Regions from separate parts of the Homo sapiens genome. Here region 1 is linked to region 2. Evidence: chromatin loops called from intact Hi-C (ENCODE). Cell type or tissue: heart right ventricle. All regions are shown on one strand. Links, peaks and the distances in the headings refer to the core of each region. The heading gives the core; the rest is flanking DNA. Region 1 has its middle 60 kb from the start of DLEU1-AS1. Region 2 overlaps LOC107984568 (a long non-coding RNA gene).

Evidence for each region. Peaks named below come from ENCODE experiments on the same cell type or tissue, not always from the same donor. Only the 100,000 strongest peaks of a DNase experiment are listed, where the experiment ranks them.
Region 1: it touches region 2 in a loop (2.6-fold over the local background); 15 of 110 quality-filtered maps call a loop at or near these places.

The regions. Positions count from the first base shown.
Region 1 is chr13:50,584,627-50,590,003 of GRCh38, reverse strand. No RefSeq gene overlaps it. Among named protein-coding and RNA genes, the nearest start is that of DLEU1-AS1, 60 kb to the right of the region's middle. In heart right ventricle, for the core only: no CTCF peak of the experiment used is centred there; no DNase peak of the experiment used is centred there.
Region 2 is chr13:50,690,803-50,696,179 of GRCh38, reverse strand. LOC107984568 (a long non-coding RNA gene) reads left to right here. Exons shown (of 3, transcript XR_001750074.2): 2 at 982-1,300. Among named protein-coding and RNA genes, the nearest start is that of DLEU7-AS1, 110 kb to the left of the region's middle. In heart right ventricle, for the core only: no CTCF peak of the experiment used is centred there; a DNase peak (open chromatin) is centred at 2,179; H3K4me3 peaks cover 630 bases; H3K27ac peaks cover 4,843 bases.

The DNA.
Region 1 (5,377 bases), core at 255-5,254, 110 kb after region 2:
GCTCTATAAGTGTTGGTTAAAATAAATTATGTTAAACTTTGTTGAGTCTCATTGTCATTATTTATAACCAGTCTGTAACACAAAGCAATGAACACTCTTAAACTGTATGACTGTGCCGGTTGAGACACAAGACAGTTATCTGGTAACTCAATATGCTATGAAATCAGGGCTGGAGGCCAGCAATCCTTTTGCCCCAGTTCAGCCCACCCTGCCCTGTGTAACTCAGCCAAGCTTCTGATCCTTGCTGGTTCACACCTCTTGCCCTAACTGACTGACACATAGTAGGCTCCCAATAAACATTTATTAAATGAATGCATAACTTTTTCTCACACAGGCCTATCCAGGATTGGTGGAAGCAGTTTGTATTTTTTTGCTTTCTGTTATTCTTTGCAAAGGAATGTGGCTAAGTTTTCGAGGTACTACTTACCTATGATGAGATTTCCTGAGACTATAAAATGAAGCAACAGCAGAGAAGAGAGAAGGCTTCTCTTCTTTGGCAGTTATTTATGGCCCTGGATCTGTGGGTAGCCTGAACACAGAAATGCATATCTTAGTCATAAATTGGTCAGCATTCTGGAAATCTGAAGCCTTGAGATATTAGTAGGTTGGCTTTCAAGCTGCTTCTGCAGAGGTCTGCACAGAAATTCACATGTACACACTCAGTCACTTCCCTGCCTGCCTGTGCACCCTGGCCTGTATTCTGGGAACCTGCCAGGACACACAGGCCTGTCTGCCTGCAGGGTTCCACCCCAGCTGAGTCCTGAGTCAATGGTGGGGCTGGTAGCTGAACCACAGACCTCAAGATGCTCAGGCAAGCCCTGCAAAAGTCTCTGTTCCTGCACTGCATAACAAGCTTCATAGGTTTTTTTGGCTAAAAGGTATTTAAATGGAATCATTTTTTTCCATATTACTTTGAAAAGTTTATTTCATCAACCATGAAAATGTTTAATCATATTATTGGAGGTTTTAAGAAAACTCACCATGTTGAAGACGTTTCTTTTTTACTCATTTGAGGTAAAGAACACAATGATATTTAACTTTCCTCAAGGGGCACAGCAACTTAGACTTGAGATGAGCAATGCTTTAGGAATCACAGGGCATGAATGAGCCAAACAAGGAAAGAAAAGTCTACCCCTGACAGACTCAGGGGTCTACCCACTGAGTACCCCCGCGCCAGTGTAAAGTAATGTGTTGGGTTCAGTTTGAGTGATGGGTCTAATAAAATAGATTGGGGCCCACTGCCTAGCCAGCTTGCAAAGCCACTGATGCTCCACTAGGAGAGCACGTACCATGTTTGCTCCCCAAAGCTGACTCGTTCTAGAACTAGCACAGCCCTTCCCCCAGAGAGCCACATTCCCTTTAGGGGGCAGACATTTGGATAGAAAAGCCGTAGGAACACCTAGAAGGCTGGGTCTGGGGAGCTGGCCTCCAGCCTCTCCTTTCATCCAGCAGAAAGCACCTCTCTCTGACAGTTTTCACCCCCATCAACAAAATCAGACTGCTCTAAGCTGCAGTCCCGGGCAGGCCTGCCCTAACACCTTCTAGCAGGCCTAGGGAAGAGTATAAATGGAGGTCTGCCTAGCACAGGTCTAGATTTGTAAAAGTTACACAGAAGCTCACAAATCATTAAATATGCTTGCTCCTCTATATTGATAAATATATCCAGAAGGCTGAGGACCCATTTAGAATTCAGACTCCTCACAGTTCTGCAGCAGAACGTCAGAGCTTCTGGAAAACTGGATGCTATCACTTAGGTCCCAGCCTATGACCCATCCTCCTGTCCTTTCCTCCCTGGCTCTGTCCAACATCAGTTCTCACTTCCATGAACTGCCCACACAGTTCCTCCCACGCACTGCCCACACAGACTGCCTTGGCCACCCCTTGATGGAATACACTAGATTGCACCTGGGTGTGGGAGGGCCTTGGCTGTTTGGGTAGCCACCGAGGGGCAGTCTAGGGGGCAGTGCAGGCAGGCCGAGGGAAGCCGAGCTGAATCCCCTAAAGAACAGGGCCCAGGCTGGGACTCATGCCTGGGCCGTTAGCACCAAAAAGCAGATCCAAGGCAAACAACCAGCAAAGGCGAGGAAAAGGTCAGGACTGCTGAGTTTCTTGGTGATGGGGCAACTTTTGTTTGCGTGAACTGGGAGGAGGTAGGGAGAGGATGGGAAAGGGGAACCAAAAGGTCTGAGTGATGCGCCACCCAAGGGGTGAGAGTGAAAGAAGCCGAGCATTTGCCTTCAAGATGAATCAGGGTCAACTATTTGGGAGTTGGCGTGGACTGAAAATGGTGGATCAAAATTTATCTCTGGAGATATCCCCTGCCTTTCCCAAACACAATGTCAAAGAAAGGTCAGACATTAAAGTAACCACAAGGAACCTAAAAATATGGTCTTCATAGCTGTAAGACTTTGAAGAGCTTTTCTTTTTAAATGAAGGGGGATGGGAGTGGCATCTTAATCAAGCAGCCTTTCGAAGTCCTAACGGTTTTCAGGTTTTCTCAAGACCTTCCTATAAAACCAAAAGACACAGATGAATTTATTTTACAAATTTAAGCACATATGGGAGAAAAACAGCACAAAAAGCCTGAGGTTTGGTGACAAAAAGAAATCAAGAACAAAGTAGCAGGAGAGAAGTCTTTTAGAGTTTTTCAGACAAAGAGGAACTGGCCGAACATGATGCAGAGAGGAAGGCGGTCTCAGAGCAGCCTCTTGAGACTCTATAATGCAAACATTCTGTTTATTTAACAACTTTGTTCCCAGAAGTTCAAATTCTCACTCTGCCTACATTCAATTCTGTCCGTATTCTACAAGGCAACTGGTATTTCTTCACACCTCTTGCCCTGCTGGGAGAATCACAAAAGACCCGTCCTCTCTCTTCTCTGTGCCCTGGATCTTGTAGCCATATCCAGTAGGGTTTTGAGACCTGGGGAGGATAGACGACTATGAGAATGAGATCAATAAAGCAGCCAGGCTTGGGTGTGGAGGTTAACAGAGTGTGAGGGGATTGAAGGAAGAGACAAAAATTACTTTTGTCACCAATGAGAAGTTTTAGACTCCAAGAGGTTTAATAACTTGTCCTAAAGCAAGCGTGGAAGCCAGAAAGTCTGCAGACCCCCAAATGCCAAACCCTGCTCCACGCAGCAGGATCCAAGCACAGCCCAGTTACCCTCATCCCCGCACAGGGCAGAGAACCAGAGCACAGAAGATGACAATACCCAGAGGAAATCTGAAAAGCAGCATGAAGGTAATTACAGATTGGAAGGAAACTTATTCCAAAGACTTAGAGCTATATAACCTGGCCCAGCGACTGCATTGCTAAAAGGAAACACAATAGTGGTGGATATGAAATGAACATTCAAAAGGCATAAACAAAGGCTTAGGCTACTCCAAGGGAAACATAAATTCAGTGATGTGATGGAAAATATAGGCTTGATTTGAGGAGAATTACTATATTGGGAAGATCTATTAATCTGTTGATAGTCTCTCAAAGAAAGTGATGGCAGCTTGCTAGCTTGCTTCATTTAAAGTCAGTCTGTATGAGGAGCTGGAAAATACATTTCGGGGAGCGGGACTGAGCAGCGGGAGAGGGATGGGTTGCCCTCATAAATCTTGTTCATTTTTCATCTTGATGATTTTTCTCTCCCGTTTCCTCCCATTCTCTTTGTATTCTCATCCAAATGCCCCTCAGAACAACAAAATCCTCTCCCATGGAAATTTCTTCCTAGGCTAAGGGAAGGGAGGTGCTGCCCCATGGACTGGGATTGTGAGTGGGGTGGATAATTGGTCTGTTTCACTCAGGTCCTGCAAGGCCAACAAAAGGGGGGTTTGCCCCATGGGTTATCTTCCTCTGCTGGCCTGGCTTCTCTGTGCTCAAGTGGGGCCTGTGTCTCCCCTGCTTGGTACCCAAGGACTAAACCTTTAAGATGCCAGCTCTTAAAATCAGGAGTCGAAACCCCAGTACAGAGGGCTGAGATGATCCAGGTGAGCTAAGACACCTTTTCAGCTCTGGTCAGGAGACTGAGCGACAGCCTTTCACACCCTTACAGCAGGAGTGTGACAATTTCCCTAATGCTTTTTCAAGGGCTTTCATTTTTATCCAAATAGCTTCTAGCATTGCCAAGTAAAAGGAGAGGTGTTGCTATTGTCCAAACTATAAGCGAACAGCACAGTCTTATGTGAATCCAATTGAACGAGAGTTTTGCTGGAAGGTCCAAATAGCAAACCACTTTTTCCAGATGTCACAAAGCCTGAGGTCTGTGTGAAGGAAAACGCAGTGCTCTGGACTTTTCATCTGGTATATCTGTGGAAAGACCCCTTAAAGAAAATGTTTACTTCACACTCAAGCTGCTCTGAGCTCTGAGGGTGCCCCAACAGCCCCTTGATTTAGTATTTCAGAAACACACTCTTGTGTGAGAGGCGAAATTATCCTGGGAAAAAATGGGACTTGGACCCTAGGTTTTATTTGCTGAAATAAAGATTGCAGAAATAGATAGGGACAGAGAAAATGGTTTTGAAATATGTTCCTTGTTATAACCCTGTTGCCAGCACTTAAATAAAAGGGGGTTTAAAGAAGTAAATCCCTGCTCGGCATCCCAGGGGAGCAATTCTGTCTTAGGGATCTTTGCTGACACAGCTGATGCATACTCAAGACATCTGCAGGATGAAGTGCTCTGTGGCTAAAAGTAGAAGAGAATCCACTAAGAAATAGCCACACCGTGTGGAAGCGAAACCTCATCAAGCTGTGCAAATGTGGCTCGTGGAGAACCTAGCCTGATTTCCTGGATTTACACAGTACGCAGTATAAATCATAAAACCCAAAGAACGAATTAGACTTTTAATCATAAAATATTAGCATAAAAAGGCCGAAAGCTGACACCAGCTTTGTTCTCCGAGGCACACAAAGGGCTCCCTTAGCCTTCCCACCTTGACTCACTCACATTCCTTGTCTACCACTCTGTCCCAAGTCCCTGTCCTCTGCCTGTCTCCCAAGCCCAGTTTATCAGACTAAACGTGTGTCCATTGTCAGAAAGCTAGCTTTGTTCCATTCCTTCTAAGTGGGTACATACACTTACCATCCACTGGGGTTCCTACATGTTCCAACGGGTTAGGGGCACCTTGTTCATGGATAAGTAAATTGGCTTCTGGGAAGCTCAGCTTATTATGCAGTATCTCTGGCATTTCAGAGGTTGGGGAGCTTGGGTTCTTACTGTCACTTCTGGCTCTTATTCCTGCTCCTGAATTCCCTAGTGTCACTTCTGGCTCTTATTCCTGCTTCTGAATTCCCTTTCTCTTGTCTATTTCTTACCTCTGGAATGTGCCATCTCTTCTCTGTACTACATGACCTTACACTGAATATCCTACCCATCTACCCCAAAGCT
Region 2 (5,377 bases), core at 161-5,160:
TAGCAGACTCATAGACAGGTGGAGGAGTGGGCATCCTCCATGGTAAAAAGAGAAGCTTCAGGTATGCCCTGATTGGAGGTCACTGGCATAGGCCATTCAGAGTCAGGCTAAATAGAAGTGGCGCATCTTATATGATTGTTTTGGGGGACCATATTTGACCTTCTCTGAGTAGTTCAGAGTTACAAGGGGAGGCAAAAAATAGTGAAGCTGACCACCATTGATCAAGTCCTTATTGTTCTGGGTCAATTGCTGCAGAGGTTGTGGGTATAAACCAAAAATAAAATTCTAAGGCCCCCCAGTCATCTGAGTGGACCTCCTCCTGAGTCAGTGCACTCTAAAATTTAACCTGAAAGACTGGTTCAGGCCATGAGGGGAAGGAGAGTCAGACTTGCCTCACTATATCCTCCAGCATCAACATCAACACAGACCTTAAGTCTGATAAGAAACCTTACAATCTATTATCTCTGAAGCCTGCTACCTGTAGGCTTCGTCTGCATAATAAAACCTTCATCTCCACAAACTCTTATGGTAACCCAGATATTTCTTTCTACTAATAATAACGCCTTCAACCAATTGCCAATCAGAAAATTTTAAAATCTACCTATAACCTGGAAGCCCCCACGACCTCCTTCAAGTTGCCCCACCTTTCTGGACCAAACCAGTGTATATCTTCAATGTATTTGATTGATGTCTTATGACTCCCTAAAATGTATAAAACCAAGCTGCACCCCGACCACCTTGGGCATATGTTCTTAGGACCTCCTGAGGGCTGTGTCACGGTCATGGTCACTCATATATGGCTCAGAATAAATCTTTTCAAATATCTTACAGAGTTTGACTCTTTTCATTGATGGGTCAGAGCCCTACAGGCATGTACGGGTTGACCATTGTCCATTTGTGTATTTTCCTGGGCTGGGACAGGTCCTCAAAATTGGTATTGGGTACCTGGAGATGTTTGCTTTTCTTAGCTCTTTTCATCAGTCCACCCATTCAGGCTCAAGGCACTGGGTGCCACATTAAAAGCCTCTGCAACGACACACTGTGATCTAGGGAGCTTCCCCAGGTCTCAACCTGACCTTCTGTTCTGACCATTTGCCTCATACTCTGACCATGTGGCTCCCGATCCTGAGCTGATTCTCTTGGGCTGCCTCCTGATTCTAGGCCTTGATTCTGATCATGAAAACTCATGGGAAACGACGTCTGGCAGATCATTCCACCCCACCTCTGACTATGCTCAGACTAGCCCTCCAGGACCTCATCCACTAGACTTCCCAGTGCATTCATCCAAGGAGAATATCAGGTAGGCCTATTTTATAAAGTTAGATGAAAACCAGAAGGCCATCTGGGCTATCACTTAAGACATTAAGACACAGCGCAAGCTTAAAAATCAAGTTTTTAAGTATGGAGTCCGTGGAGATAAAAGTTGGGAGTCCTACGCTCAAAGAGGGAAAGAAAATGAGCCAGAGACTAGGGGATCTATGGTATGCGGGCCTCCACACAATTGCCCTCTGGCTATGATATAATCAGAAACACCAAGTACATCTTTGGTCTTGTAGGTGAAAAATAATAACTCTATTAATTTTTCAGCTGGCCACCCAGCCAGCTTGTTACAAAACACAGATTAATAAGAGAAAAACAAGTTTATTAGCATGTATATTTTATATATACATAAGAGACACACAGGGAATGAGTCCATCCCAAAGAGACGGCTTTGAAGTACAGCTTATATAGCATCTTCAACAAAGAACAGTACATCTTTAGAGAAATGATAAAACAGAGGGAAAGGACTCTGAGTTTGTATGGGCTGGTGGCAATTTGGAGGAAGGGTTAGTTAGTAAAGCTTGTCTTCAGTGGTTAGCCTTTGTTTTCCATGGGAGAAGAGTGGGGAAGAGAGGGAAAAGAATACCTTTTTGTCTCTGTAAAAGTATTTTCCTGAGGGAAGAGAGCTTTCTTGTAATTGCTCTTTCTTAAATGCCATCAGCTCAGCAATCCTTCATATTTCGGGGTAGTGCATTCTGGTCTCTCACTGTCCATTTTTTCTAACACCAGCAAACTTAAATTTTTAAATTTTATGCAAATTTTCTAGTGGAAAGCCAGCCTGCCAAACCCAGGAGGAGGAATTCCCAAGGCTGGCCTCAGGAAGAAGGAATGTGGTTAGTGAGGCCACTCTGTTCTGGGGCCTGGCCAGCCTCACTGCACTGTGCGCTGGGATGTTGTATTGCTTTCCTGTGAAATGTCACATGGGTTTTTAAAATGCTATCACTTACAAGCCAGTCCCCATGCAGTCTAGGGCCCAGCTACTCTCAAGACTTGTTGACATTTTATTCCCCGTGATAAACTCTCCACTGGGTATGGAAAGCTAGTTTTGCTTTTCCTTTCAAAAGGAATAAACAGAACATGGAGAAAAGAAAAAGGAACTAAGCTTAGTGGGACCTCCTCATAGAGTATTTAATCGTCAGGATGCCTAGGGCCGGATGACTCCATTCTTTATGGGCGCTGAATTCCTGGTTTCCGCAGGAGTCACTTTACAACTGAATTTTGTCGCCTCTCTCTTTGCAAAAATCAAAGCACTCAATGGCTGTGCAATTACCAGCAATATTAATACCTATTCCAGGCTCTTCCTGACAGTTTACAGAGAGGGAGGGTGGACAAATCAGGCTTGCAAAGCTCCCTCCTCAGCAGTGGCTTCTGGACTATTGGTCCGCTGTAGGATAAGCATGACGAGGTATAAGGGGGCTAGATGAGACCACTGAAATTGGTAACTGGTTGCTTTTTTTAAAAACTTAAATAGAATTTGAATCAAATTGTCTAATAATGAAAGGAAACGTGAAGCAAAAATAGAATAAATGGGGAAATATAGCTCAGTATTTCACTGCTTTCATTAGCTAATATAATTCATTCATAAGCTCCATTGCTAAGTTTAAAGATTGCAAGTTGCTCTAAACACACACCAGTGGGGGAACGCTCTGGGCCATATGTCATGTGTCAGGAGCCCTGTCCTGAAAAAATTTCAGGGTCTCTGCTTGTGGCTCTAGGATGGGTGGAAGTGGGTTTCCAGGAGCCCCTCCTCCTTGCCTCCCTCTTATCTCCTGGGGCTCCCGATGCTGCAAAGGAAGGCAATAGGATACTTGGTTTTTTTCTTCAATATTTTAACCTATGTGGCTAGTGAGAAATCAGTGGATTGATATTTTAGCCTCACTCAGCTTTCCACTTTTTCATCCATCTTTCATCTTATGGTTTTAGCATCTATTGTTGACCTGTACCAGAATCAATGACTTCACTAGGGATTATAAAATGGTGATTCTTAATGATAGAATTAAGATTCTATCATTCCTTCTGTATTTATCAGATGGTGTTCTTCTGTAAAGAAGCATTTTCTTTAAAACAAAACAAAAAAACATCTTTCACATGTGTTCCTTTTGTGACTAGCAAATAACTGGGCTGATTCTTTAACACTTGCAACAAGTCATGGGAATAAAATGTGGAACATGCTACATATTCAAGTGCCTCTTCTATTACCTCCTCCCACCATTTTTTTAACCAAAGGCACAGTGCTATGTGCTTTAATTTTGTTATTATTTAATATCCATTCATCTAACACATACTTACTGAATGCCATGTGCCAGACAGTATTCCAGGTGCTTGGGATATAGCAGTGAACAGAAAGAAATCCCTACCCTCACTGGCTTTCATTCAAGAAGAGAAAGGCAGATAATAAACATAATAAATGAGTAAAATAAACATGTTATCTGGTGACAAGTGCTCTGGAGAAAAATGAAGCAGAAAAGGAGGAAAGGGGTTGGGGAAAGAGTTTGCAATTGTGAATAGTGTTGATAGGATCCCTGAGAAGGTGATATATGGGTAGAGGTCCTCAGAGCTCAGGATCTAAGCCATGCAAACACTTAGGGGAGAAGAGCTCGAGGCAGAAGGAATAGTATGTGTCAAGGCCCTGAGGCAGAACCATGAGCAGGGACCTGCCTGAGTAATAAGGCAGCCAACACGGCTGGAGGTAAAGAGGTCAGAGAAAAGGTCAGAGAGGATGGGGCTCCATATCCTGCTGGGTCTTGCTGGTGGACCACTGTCTGGATTTTAGCTTTTACTCAGAGTGACACAGGCAGCCATTCAAGGGTTCTGAGTAAAGGAGTGACATTACGTGACTCATATTTTATCAAGATCTTTTTAGCTGCCAATTATCCCAACTCTCAGAGAGAAGGCCGTTACTACCCTCTTTTTATACTAGAAGGAATGGGGACTCACAGAAAGTAATGTGATGTATTCCAGGTCACCATCTATGAGGGAGGGAAGCCGTGATTCAATCTAGGCCATGATATATCAGTTTATAAAGCAGAGCAGACTAACAGACCTTGCTATTAAGGAACGAAGTGGGGTTAGGGGTTGTCTGTGCTGACAGATGGCACAGCCCCGCAGCACACTTGCTCTCCATTTTCTTCCCTGTTTGGCAACAAATGCTAAGATGCTTAGCACTGGGCAAAAGCTATGCTATTAATCTTGTCTTTTCTCATTGAGGCTTCTCATCTTTCCAAAAGATGACATTTCTAGAATCGTAAGTGCAATAAACTTAAGGTCATAGAGCACAGCTCTTAAAAAGACAGTTTCATGAGCTGTAAAAAGTAATCATGGTTTGTCAAGTCAGCAGATCTCTCCCCTTCCGCCTTCTAACTGTCACTAATGCTTTTTGGAGAGAGCACAGTTTTGTTCTTTTACTTTTCAGAGTTGTTGAAGGGGGAGAACTATTTCTTTACACAGAGGGCCCTGCATGGCAGCTTTAACCACTTGAGACTGATAAGATAATTTTACTCAAGAGTTTTGTTTTTTTTGTTTGTTTTCCTGCCCTCTCTGTTGAGACAGGCCACCAGCTGACCAAATAATTGCAATAGCGGTTGGGAGATGGTAAATTCCACAGAATAATCCAAGGAAATTCCAGTTTTTCTAATAATTGAATGATAAGAATATTTATGTGATCTTTTCTGCATTGCACTGGTCTCTGTGAGGAAAATCAGGTGATAGCATAATTCATATGGAAATAATCAAGCTCCCTTTTCAAAAAAGAATGACACTTTGGGAGGCCAAGGCAGGAAGACTGCTTGAGTCCTAGAGTTCAAGACCAGCCTGAGCAAGGCCTGTCTCTACAAAACAACAAAAAATAAAGAAATTAGCCTAGTGTGGTGGTGCCCACCTGCAGTCCCAGCTACTTGGGAGAATGAGGCGGGAGGATCACTTGAACCCAGGAGTTCAAGCTATGATGACACCACTGCATTCAAGCCTGGGCAACAGAGTGAGACCCTGTCTCTAAACAAAAAAAAAAAAGAAGAAGAATGACATATAAGCAATGTCATATTTGAAAGTGTACTGGGAA